Regions from separate parts of the Homo sapiens genome. Here regions 1 and 2 are each linked to region 3. A link is a contact called in ENCODE Hi-C or POLR2A ChIA-PET data. All regions are on one chromosome and are shown on one strand. Each heading gives the region's core, a stretch centred on a gene start or an enhancer-like site at or near the end of the contact. The rest is flanking DNA. Distances are from core to core; before and after follow the strand shown.

Region 1 (3,396 bases), core at 346-2,845, 310 kb after region 3:
GCTTCTTCTTTTGGAAGTAGGGCTTTTAATCACCTGACATCAATTAAGTGTACCGTTGCCATCCATCTTCACCCTTTTCTGCTTTCCTCTCACGGCTGTAGGCTTTCCTCCCAAGTGCCATGCACTGGGTTAAGATACACTGTCTCATCTACTTCTGTATAATAACTCTGTGAATTAAATGCTATTACTATCCCTATGCTCTATCTTGGTATTTGAAATCAGTTTTTTTCTTCTGTGCAGATACCTCAATGCAATCAATATTTAATTCTATTATAGTAAGTAAACCAACTGACCACAGGAAGCCTGAAAATAAAAAGTTGTAATTTTTATTTTTAGAATCACACCATAAACTCCATACTTTTTTTTTTTAAGGCGGAGTCTCGCTCTGTCGCCCAGGCTGGAGTGCAATGGTGCCATCTCGGCTCACTGCAACCTCTGCCTCCCAGGTTCAAGTGATTCTCTTGCCTCAGCCTCCTGAGGAGCTGGGATTACAGGAGTGTGCCACCACGCCTGGCTAATTTTTGTATTTTTAGTAGAGATGGGGTTTCACCATGTTGGTCAGGCTGGTCTCGAACTCCTGACCTCGTGATCCACTCGCCTTGGCCTCCCAAAGTGTTGGGATTACAGGCATGAGCCACCGTGCCCGGCCAAAATCCATACTTTTAAGGCTTCAATTGGTTTGTTTTTGTCAATCTGAGTAACTGATTCCTTCTAAGGAACAGTCTACCTTATACCACTGTGTTCTAGTATGTTTAGTGCATCTTCAACTAGAAAACCTGTCTTATTATCTATTCTTATCAATTAAGAAAGTAGGCCAGGCACGGTTACTCACACCTGTAATCCTAGCACTTTGGGAGGTTGGGGCAGGCAGATCACCTGAGGTCAGGAGTTCGAGACCAGATTGGCCAACATGGTGAAACCCCATCTCTACTAAAAATATAAAAATTAGCTGGGCGTGGTTGTGGGCTCCTGTAATCCCAGCTACTCAGGAGGCTGAGGTGGGAAAATCACTTGAACCTGAGCGGTGGACGTTGCAGTGAGCCGAGATTGCACCACTGCACCCCAGCCTGGGTGACAGAGCCAGACTCCAACTCAAAAAAAAAAAAAGAAAAGAAAAAAGAAATTAAACAAATCTTTTTGCCAGATTAGCAATAAGCCTCAGAAGAGGAAATACGATAAAAAAATGTAATAAGCCAAAGTGCCAAAAATGTCTAATTACGTTTCATTTGGAAATAGTAAGAATCTTCAAACCTTCTAAGTCCACAGCTGGCTTTAAACCCTTTTGCTTGCTACCATAGAAACATTTCATGCTCTGGCTGCCCTGTTGTGAAATACAGTCCCAAAATAACACTGATATTGTATATTATGATGGCTTTACAGGAACAAGAGTTTTTAAATTATTTATTTGGTTCTTTACAAAACTATCCAGATACATTTATTCTATCCATAAGATGTTTTTCCAACTGCTTGATTGTATACAGGGTTTTGCATTTTGAAAACATCCTGCAGCAACAACTTAATTACTCTACCCAGCATTCCTAACAGCTAAATCATTGGGTTGGTTCCACACGTACTGGGGAGGGCAGCCTGGCGTGTGGAAAGTTCCATGGCTTGCAAAAGGTCACCAAGGCTGAGAGGCATTGTTCTGCTCTGTATTCTGAGTTCCCAGATTCTTGCCCTGGTGTACACCTCTGCGCCACTTCTGCCTAAAGCTAAAGCATTTAAATTCTTTATAAGTAGCCTAAGAAACCTTGAATTTTTTTTCCTGTGATGTGGAATGCCACTTTGGCCAAATATATTAATTTTTTTAATTCTTAGATTTTTTTTAATTGGATGCTTACAAGCCCTTTAGCAAGAACTTTGTAAGCATAAAAAGCACACAAACAACAACTATATCTGCACCTTCAAGATGGTTGCCACTAGCCACATGTGGCTACTGAGAATGTGTCTAGTATGAATTGAGATATATTATAGGTATAAAATAGACACCAGACTTACTACAAAAAAGTAACACATCTCATTAATAACTTGATATATCAACTACTGTTGCATGATAATATTTTTTGCATCACTGGGTTAAATAAAAGACACTATTAAAATTAATTTCACATGTATCTTATTACATTTTTAAGATATGTTTACCAGAAATTTAAAATTACATACATGGCTTTCATTATCTCATTACTGTGCAATGCTAGTCTGTATCAGTTGGAATATTTTGTTGCTGGACTACACATATAAATTATCCAGTGAGCTTTAAAAACTGACACACTCTTCCCATGTAAAATGTCTTAGTACATCTCAAAGATTTAAAAATTTCCATCATCTCTTTATCCTAGACAAAAGTTACTTTTAATACTGGCAGTGATAAAACTCTAAAGCACACTATAAAATCTTACTTACACCATATAGCTTTTGGGTTTCTTTTCCAGTGAGTTTTTTTCCAAGTAATGGGATAAGTAGTACAATAATGCCATGAGGAAATTATCAAGATTCTTATTCCTATGGGGAGATTTGAAACAACAAAAAAAGAGTCAATGCTAACCTATTTCAAATGTAAGATTTCTCATAAAAAATATATGAGCACACAACACAAGAATAAGTAGAAAACTATGTTATCATGCCTATCAAAGAACTAATTTACCACTTAAAATTATATCTACTATATATTTAAAAATTTAAGAAATCTGGTTTTTGTAAGTAAAACTTTTGGAGAGGTCAAACACTAAATTCTTATAGTTGTGCTTACTAATTAATTTTAATTTTTAAAAAGTTATTATACAATATATTTCCATTGTTTAAAAAATGTAGAGAAATGTATCAAGTAAAAATTCTCTCCTCCTACCTCTGTCACCATCCTACTCCCTAGTGGTAACCACTATTAAGAGTTTGGTATGGGCCAGGCACAGTGGCTCATGCCTGTAATCCCAGCACTTTGGGAGGCCAAGGTGGGTGGATAACTTGATGTCAGGAGTTCGAGACCAGCCTGGCGAAACCCCATCTCTACTAAAAATTACAAAAATTAGCCGGGCGTGGTGGTGCATCCCTGTAATCCCAGCTAGTTGGGAGGCTGAGGCAGGAGAATCGCTTGAACCCAGGAGGTGGAGGTTGCAATGAGCTGAGATTGTGCCACTGCACTCCAGCCTGGGCAAAAGAGCGAGACTCCATCTCAAAAAAAGAAAAAAAAAGAGTTTGGTATGAATCCTTTCTAAACTTTCGAAAACATAGACAATCACATGTAACATCCTCCTCCACCAACATATACACATGTACATGAATATATGCCTTCAAAATGTTTTTTGGTAATAAGTGGCGTAATACTATACATACAATTCTTTGCAACTTGCTTTTGTCACTTTTCTGCGTAGCATAGACCTCTTTCTATGATATTATATG
Region 2 (3,569 bases), core at 114-2,613, 490 kb after region 3:
TTTTTCTTAGACGGAGTTTCGCTCTTGTTGCCCAGGCTGGAGTGCAATGGCGCATCTCAGCTCACTGCAACCTCTGCCCCCCAGGTTCAAGTGATTCTCCTGCCTCAGCCTCCCAAGTAGCTGGGATTACAGATGCCTGCCACCACACTCGGCTAATTTTTTGTATTTTTAGTAGAGATGGGGTTTCACCATTTTGGATAGGCTGGTCTTGAACTCCAGACCTCAGGTGATCCACCCACCTCGGCCTCCCAAAGTGCTGGGATTACAGGCATGAGCCACTGGGCCCGGACTTTTCACCACCGATGACTTTGTAATTCACTCAAAAACCTATTACAAAGTTAGGAGTTACAGGACAATTACAATTTAGTAACTGCTGTGGCTGGCAACAGTTACTTACATAACGGGTGATGTGAAAGGTCCCAAGAGCAAACTCAGTAAGGTCACACAGAATATATCTTTCCCTCCTTCATCTACTAGAGGGAATATATTTTTCCCTCTTCCTTCTACTCTCATTTTTCCTCACCAGTCACCTCCCAGACAAAAAGCAGCCAGTGTTACTTCCTGGGAGTAAAGCTGGCAACGATACCCACTAATTAAGCATTCAGATGTCCCGCAAGGGTAGAACAGGCAGAGGTCAAGTGGAATGCAGAATATTCTCAGGACTCAGGAGCCAAATTACGTTTCAAGTAACTCTAGGACCAGGGCAGAGAGATGGCTGTTAGAGAGAAGCACGAGATTGAAGAGAAAGGAAAAATGTATTAGATTTCACTTAGCGTATGATAAGACTATGGTATAGTGGGAAAAGCTATGAGCTGGAAGGACCCTCTGTCATTATCAGCCTTGTAGTCTTGTCAAGCCTTGTCACCTCACTAGTCTCCATCTACTCACCTCCAAATTAACGGGAATTAAGTAGATTGGATTTCTGAGTTCTGACTAGGGGGGCTCCAGGAAGCCGCAACTACCCACTCTCCCGGCAGAAAGTCACCAGCAGCTGCGCGTTTGGGAGCATAGTCGGCACAGGACTTTTCCCCGAAGCACAGGAGCCAGCGGCTACAGCCACTAGGCAGTCCACTTGCAAACGCAGGTTGTGCCCGGGTTCTCTTTCTTTGGCTGCAGGTCTTCAGGTGTTATGGGCCTAACTCTTCCGCTACAAGTGTCCCTCCCGCAAAAAATGGGTCCGGGGGACCTGCACACCCTCAGAGCCCTCGTCCACAGCCCCACACTCAACAACAATGTCAGGTGCTTACGCGGAGATCTCCTTCCCGTTCAGGATTTCTGCTGGCGCCATGGCCTTTATTAGTCCGCTGCCCACGATGGACACCACCAATATCGAGGTTCCACTCCCTCCGCAGCCAAGCAGGACAACCCAACCCACGTGCTTAGGGACTGGCCAGGGGATCACACTACTGCGCCTGCGCCCCTGCCCGCTTCTCCCCCTGCAGACGCGGTGGCGCATGCGCAGTTCGGAAGGACCCGAGTCCCTTAACTAACCGAGAGCTAACAGGTCGGGGACTGCGGGACGGAAGAGGGAGGGGAAGATGAAGAAAATCGGTGATGAATGGCTGGCGGAAATGATTGGCGGAAAGAAAGAGCCAGTTCACAGTGCGCCTTTGTATTCGGCGGGAAACCCGGCCGAAGAGGGAGCTGGAAAGGACTCCGGAATCCGGCCGTAATTCCAGCCAATCAGGGAGTAGAGTTGCGGGGCGGGGTTGGGGCGGGGCAGTCTCGCGGGAGATAGTTTCGCGGGTTCGGGAGGCGAGTCTCCGGTTTCCGCCCAGTCTCTGGGGACGCGGTGGCGGGGTCTGAATCGCCTGGCTTCCAGGGAGTTTTGGGCGGGTCCCCGCACGGGAGCGTGGCAGGCGCTGGACTCGACAGCAGATGTGGAACTGGAGAGCTTGGCGCGCCCTCATACTTTGTCACACACCTACGCCACCAGACTGGGGTCGGGCCCCTCCGCGTTCTGCTCTGGAGGGCCTGGGTCTGGGCCCAGCATAGCGCTTTTAGAATCTCCTCAGCTGAATCTGACGCTCAGCCGTAGGTGAAGCTTAGCCCGCTGTTTCAGGCCCCGCCGATCTGGAAGGAGTGTCAGAGCTGGAGCGCGCGTGGCCTCATCGGTGTTGGGGTCACCCCGGGGTTGCCAGGGCTCATGGAGGGTCGTAGTCTGGATTTTGTCACCCCCACGTCCCCGCCCCGCAGCAAGTCTGGGGTTGGAGAACTCACGCGGTCTTCGTAAGCTACATGCCAGTTGACCCTCGAGGAGGGATGCTCCCTCCCCTTAAGCGTCCACGCTGGAGAAGGAGTAAGATGGACAATTGCCTGGGGAGCCTGACAGGGCGGTGGCAGCTGGGATGCTGGAGAGGACTGGCCCCTTGTGTTACTGAGTCCAAGGAATATGCTTGCTCTGCTCTAGGAACCGCGTTCAGGTTACAGTCATCCCAGTAGAGTCCTGAAGATGCGTGGTTCAGGTCACTTAGGACTTGACCAGATACCGGGTTTCTTTTACAAGCCGTTTACTACTGGCAGAGCTCATCTAAAACTTTTTTTGTTTGTTTGTTTGAGACGGAGTCTCATTCTGTCGCCCAGGCTGGAGTGCAGTGGCACGATTTTGGCTCACTGCAACCTCCGCTTCCCGGGTTCAAGCAGTTCTCTGCCTCAGCCTCCCGAGTAGCTGGGATTACAGGCACCACCTAATTAGCCCGCCACCACGCCCGGCTAATTTTTGTATTTTTAGTAGAGACGGGGTTTCACCATCTTGGCTAGGCTGGTCTTGAACTCCTGACCTCGTGATCCACCCGCCTCGGCCTCCCAGAGTGCTGGGATTACAGGCGTGAGCCACCGCACCTGGCCTAAAACTGATTTTTTATTAATTTTGGGGCTTTTAATATTTTTTTCTTATTTCTAAATTCTGAGGTTATTTATAGTAGCCCCATATACGGGATTAGATAATCTCTTGTGATTTTCTATTTCTGGTAATTATTTCTAATATATGTTTTTTTGTTTTTGAGACGGAGTCTCGCTATGTCGCTCAGGGTGGAGTGCAGTGGCATGATCTCCGCTCTTTGTAGCCTCTGCCTCCCGGGTTCAAATGATCCTCCCACCTCAGCCCCCCGAGTAGCTTGGACCACAGGTGCATGCCACCACGCCGGCTAATTTTTCTATTTTTGGTAGAGTTGGGGTTTCACTATGTTGACCAGACTGGTCTAGATCTCAAGGGATTAGTCTCCCTTGGCCTCCCAAAATGCTGGGATAATGGGCATGAGCCACCGTGCGTGGCCTTAAAGTTACTATTCTTAAAGTTTGCACAAGTGATATGTTAAAGGCACAGACTTAGTAATATAATGTCATTATAATAATAACCCTAAAACACATTGTCTCATATTGTGTTGTACCTAAACAAGTGAAATTAAGAAGAAAATTGAAGGAAATGTTTCTGGTAAATTGCAGATAGTGAATCTTTTGTCTTATACTATCAAATAGGTATTGACTATTCCAGCTTTCTTATTTGTTGAGGAAGATGGCAGAAATCCCGTTTTACAGAGGGATAGACTTTGAAGGATAATACCCAAAGC
Region 3 (3,388 bases), core at 264-2,763:
TGTTTTTGTATCCTCTTTCCCATATTACTAGTGTCTCTTGGAAAATTGAGCTGTAATAAGGATCCAGCCAAGAGGAGGGTGGAGTGAAGAATTCTGTGGCTCTGTAATACCTGGGGCGTTTGTCCCACTCAGCACATCTCAGTGTCTAAATACCCACCCTCAAGAAGTGGGACTGCAGCAGGAAGTGAAGTATCTTTGCATATGTTCAATATATAAACTAAACTCGAACATCTGGCAAACACCCCTTTCCTGGGTGAATTCTGGAAAACAGCACAATTATAATCCCAAGCAAATAACTCAGGAGTAAGACTGTTCCCTTGTTAAGAACACCAGGCAGCATCAGTAAAAGTTAAAACTTCTTCTGCATCTATGCGCTTTTAATCTCCACGGCCATTTCCATAATACCTGAGATTACCTGCGTTGATAGCTGGTGAGAAATCATCCCAGGCACCGCAGGTGGAGAAAAGAGATGAAAGCTACCTCAAGGCGTACACGTAAACCTTACTGAACAATGACCTTGATCGTTAGAAAGTCAAGAAAATGTACTGCCTTGCAAGCTGCCGGTGTTCTATTGAGTTTCTCTCCGGGGGCAACTCGGAGATGCCTTTTTGGCACCATCGGTTCTAGTATTTCCTCTGGCCTGCTGCGCCGCGCCTCATCCAGGCTTGTAGTGAGGCACCCCCACTCGCCCGGAGACCCGGGCCGGCCAGGAGGTGCCAGTGGGCAGGTGTGGCAGCCTGCCTGTTGATTACAGTCCCTACAATGTGCGAGCTCCTTGGGACTGCAGGCTGCGCGCCGCCAGCTTTGCCTGGTTCGTCCTGATTACACTAGGTTTTCGGGCAGAAACAGCGACACTGAGCTCGGGCTGGGGGTGGGGCCCTCGGGCCCAGTGCCCGCCCCCTGCCCTCCCACCGCCAGCCGAGAGAAGCCCGCCCGGGAGCGCGCTTTCTAATGCACCAGCCCCCGGGAACAATCTGTCCCTCCCAAACCCGCCACGGCGGGGGTTCACCTCCCGGGTACCCGCCGCGCCCACCCTATGGCCTAAATGTCTTTTCATATATTTTAAAAACTGAACTGTGTGCAGTGGGGATGCAGGGCGGGAAAGGCTGGAGGGCTCATTTTCGCCACCAGGCTTGCCTCTCCGGGCGCACGAATTAGGCCCGAGCTAGAGTCCAACCCCCTTCCCGCCTCAGGGGGCTCGGGGTGGCGCGGGGTTAGGGGCAATGAACGACGATGGAGGCGCCCCAGGCTCAGCGGCGGGCGGGGAGGCAGAGGCGGGTTCCAGGAGCCGGGCTGAGGCCCGGCAGGTGCCCCCAGGCGCGGAGGCTGATTGGCAGGTGCGTGAGTGGGTGGGGAAGGCGGGGGCTGGGCTTGGCGCTGCGGGAGGCTGCGGCCCCGCCTCCCCGCCCCCGCCGCGGGACTATCTGGTCCCGGCAGCAGCGATGTCCCCCGGCAGGAATGTCCCTCCTCAGATAATGTTATTTATATCTCTGGGCGGGTCCGCGGCTCGGCAGCACCAGGCGCCCGGCGGCCGCTGTGCCAGGAGCCCCGCGCTGCCCTCCTCCCCCTGCGCCGCCGCCGCCGCCACCCCCGGGCTCGGGGTGGCCCCCGCTTCAGTCCCAGGGCAGGTGAGTCCCAGGAGGGCCCGGCGGCCAAGGGAGCTGGGTGCGGGTGCGCAAGGCTGGGACGCGCGGCGCCAGCTCAAAGGAGCGCTGGGCCCAGGGGGCGCCTGACGCGCAGGGCCCAGAGGACCGGGTGGGAGTCCAGCCCCGGTTGTCGGGCGTGGGGTGGGAGGGGTGCGGGGCCCGGGAAGCCCGGCAGCTGCGGCAAAGATCATCCCGGGACGCGGGAACGCGCGCGGGCGTCCGAGGCACTTGGTGCTAGCTTTGGAGAGCGGGATCCCGGAGAGTCCGTCACCCCGGGGCGCAGGGAGAGGGTGACGGGGGTGCGTGTTCTCGTCCGCCTTCTCCAGGACCCCGGCCTGGGAGCGAAGGGGATTGCGCCTCTAGCCCGTCCGACCGCAGCGCTGCTCTCTGCCTTTTTTTGTCCGGCTTCTCAGCCTTGTGGCCGCTCATATCCCTCTTCTGGGGAACTTGGCTGCGCTCTCCTCGGGCCACCCAGCGCCCAGGCAGGAGGGACAGGTGAGGGCAGCAGAGGGGGCCGGGCCTCCGGGTGCTGGGAGCCACCCAGAGAGTGACCCCGTGTAGACCGAGGGAGGAAAGATCCTAGTGCCCCAAGCCATACTTCAAGGACCCCTAGTCTTCCTCTCCCAAAGAGTTCCTCTCTTCCTCTAAGCTTCTCCGGGCTACTCTACCCTCACCCTCCTCTCCAGTTTCCCCTCTTCCTCTAACTTGGTCTTGAGAAATAGCAGAAAGTGGGAGAAATAACAGAAGCTGTAAAACAATCCCCAACTCCCACCAACTCATCCGTACTTCCCAGGCTGGGGAAGCAGCTGCGGGGCTGGAGTGCTGTTTCCCTGACAACGAGCTTCAGGTAGGGCCTTGAGTTACAGCCTATTAATATCCAAACCACTGTTTTCAGTGAGCAATTAGAGGCGCCAGCCAGGAGTAAGGAAAATGAAAAGAAGCCACTGTTTTTTGTACATCTAAATTTTAGATGCATCAGATTGGGGGGTGGGGTGGGGGGATATAGTGACAGCCTTTTTGTACTGAGAATTTCTGTGGGGAGAGACTAGGCTGTCACCTCCAGGTAGGAGGCAGTCATGCAAAACCCCTGCCTGGAGGTAGTCACGATCCGTATTTTAGTTTCTAAGGGAAGAGATTCAGGCGGCTCCCTAATGAGAGGAGTCTGCAAATCAAAGATTTTTAGGCACAGCTCAACTGTCCACTGTCCTATCCTTAGCTTCACAGATGGCTCTGAATTTTATTCTAGAATTCCCTCTTCGCCCACCCCTTCCCCCACTATAACCCAAGGCAGGTCATTTCTTATTTTAGGATTCAGCTTTTATTCTTTTGCTCTGAGTCCCAGGTTCCAAAATGCAATTGAAAACACCTTTTTTTTTCTAAGTGCAAAATGATTGTTAATGTATGCTGAATGTCCAGCACCTGACACAGCTAGGCCTGTGCTTGCCTGGAGGCTTGCAGGCTAGCCAGGAAAGGGAATGTTAAACTTACATTGAAGAAGAGCCCACCAGCCTTGAAACCCACTAACTCCAGAGGTGGGTCATTTATAAAGAATTTTATCAAAAACTCTAGAGTAAAGCACCATTGAAAGACATAAACGCTCATGAAAATGTGGCTTTCAGACCCCTTAGCTGTTGCTCTTAGCTTTATCAGTGCCCCAGTGGCAATGATGGGGATGAGCCAGTCCTATTGATCTTGAGTTCTGGGAAGACTCAGAGTCCACTCATGGAATTGTAAGCACCCAA

What was found. Hi-C counts contacts between places; a loop is a spot of excess contacts on that map. ChIA-PET counts read pairs that join two places held with the same protein, here RNA polymerase II (POLR2A). Pooled maps may share reads with other maps.
Region 1: a map with no recorded cell type shows a loop between it and region 3 (2.2-fold over the local background). The contact joins the enhancer-like site here to the promoter of SPTB in region 3. A Hi-C loop is called at or near these places in 1 of 37 single-sample maps with no recorded cell type. POLR2A ChIA-PET finds 5 or more read pairs at or near these places in 3 of 52 experiments (BJ, WTC11 and activated T-cell).
Region 2: a loop to region 3 is called in a pooled map, with 4 times the contacts of the local background. The contact joins the promoter of MTHFD1 here to the promoter of SPTB in region 3. A Hi-C loop is called at or near these places in 5 of 50 pooled maps. POLR2A ChIA-PET finds 5 or more read pairs at or near these places in 2 of 52 experiments (PC-3 and activated CD4-positive, alpha-beta T cell).

The regions. Positions count from the first base shown.
Region 1 is chr14:64,567,455-64,570,850 of GRCh38, reverse strand. It overlaps PPP1R36 (protein phosphatase 1 regulatory subunit 36), which reads right to left. Exons shown (of 12, transcript NM_172365.3): 7 at 2,404-2,502. Among named protein-coding and RNA genes, the nearest start is that of PPP1R36, 19 kb to the right of the region's middle. Within about 2 kb of position 1,595, at least 16 of the 41 ENCODE cell types and tissues checked have a DNase peak (open chromatin) inside an H3K27ac peak, as active enhancers do.
Region 2 is chr14:64,386,147-64,389,715 of GRCh38, reverse strand. MTHFD1 (methylenetetrahydrofolate dehydrogenase, cyclohydrolase and formyltetrahydrofolate synthetase 1) reads right to left here and starts at 1,363. Exons shown (of 28, transcript NM_005956.4): 1 at 1,248-1,363. The coding sequence starts at 1,288. RefSeq lists enhancers at 1,511-1,600, 2,121-2,180, 2,201-2,300.
Region 3 is chr14:64,878,032-64,881,419 of GRCh38, reverse strand. SPTB (spectrin beta, erythrocytic) reads left to right here and starts at 1,513. Exons shown (of 36, transcript NM_001355436.2): 1 at 1,513-1,628. It overlaps LOC105370534 (a long non-coding RNA gene), which reads left to right. Exons shown (of 3, transcript XR_943942.3): 3 at 32-539. RefSeq lists silencers at 893-972, 1,043-1,182, 1,233-1,402.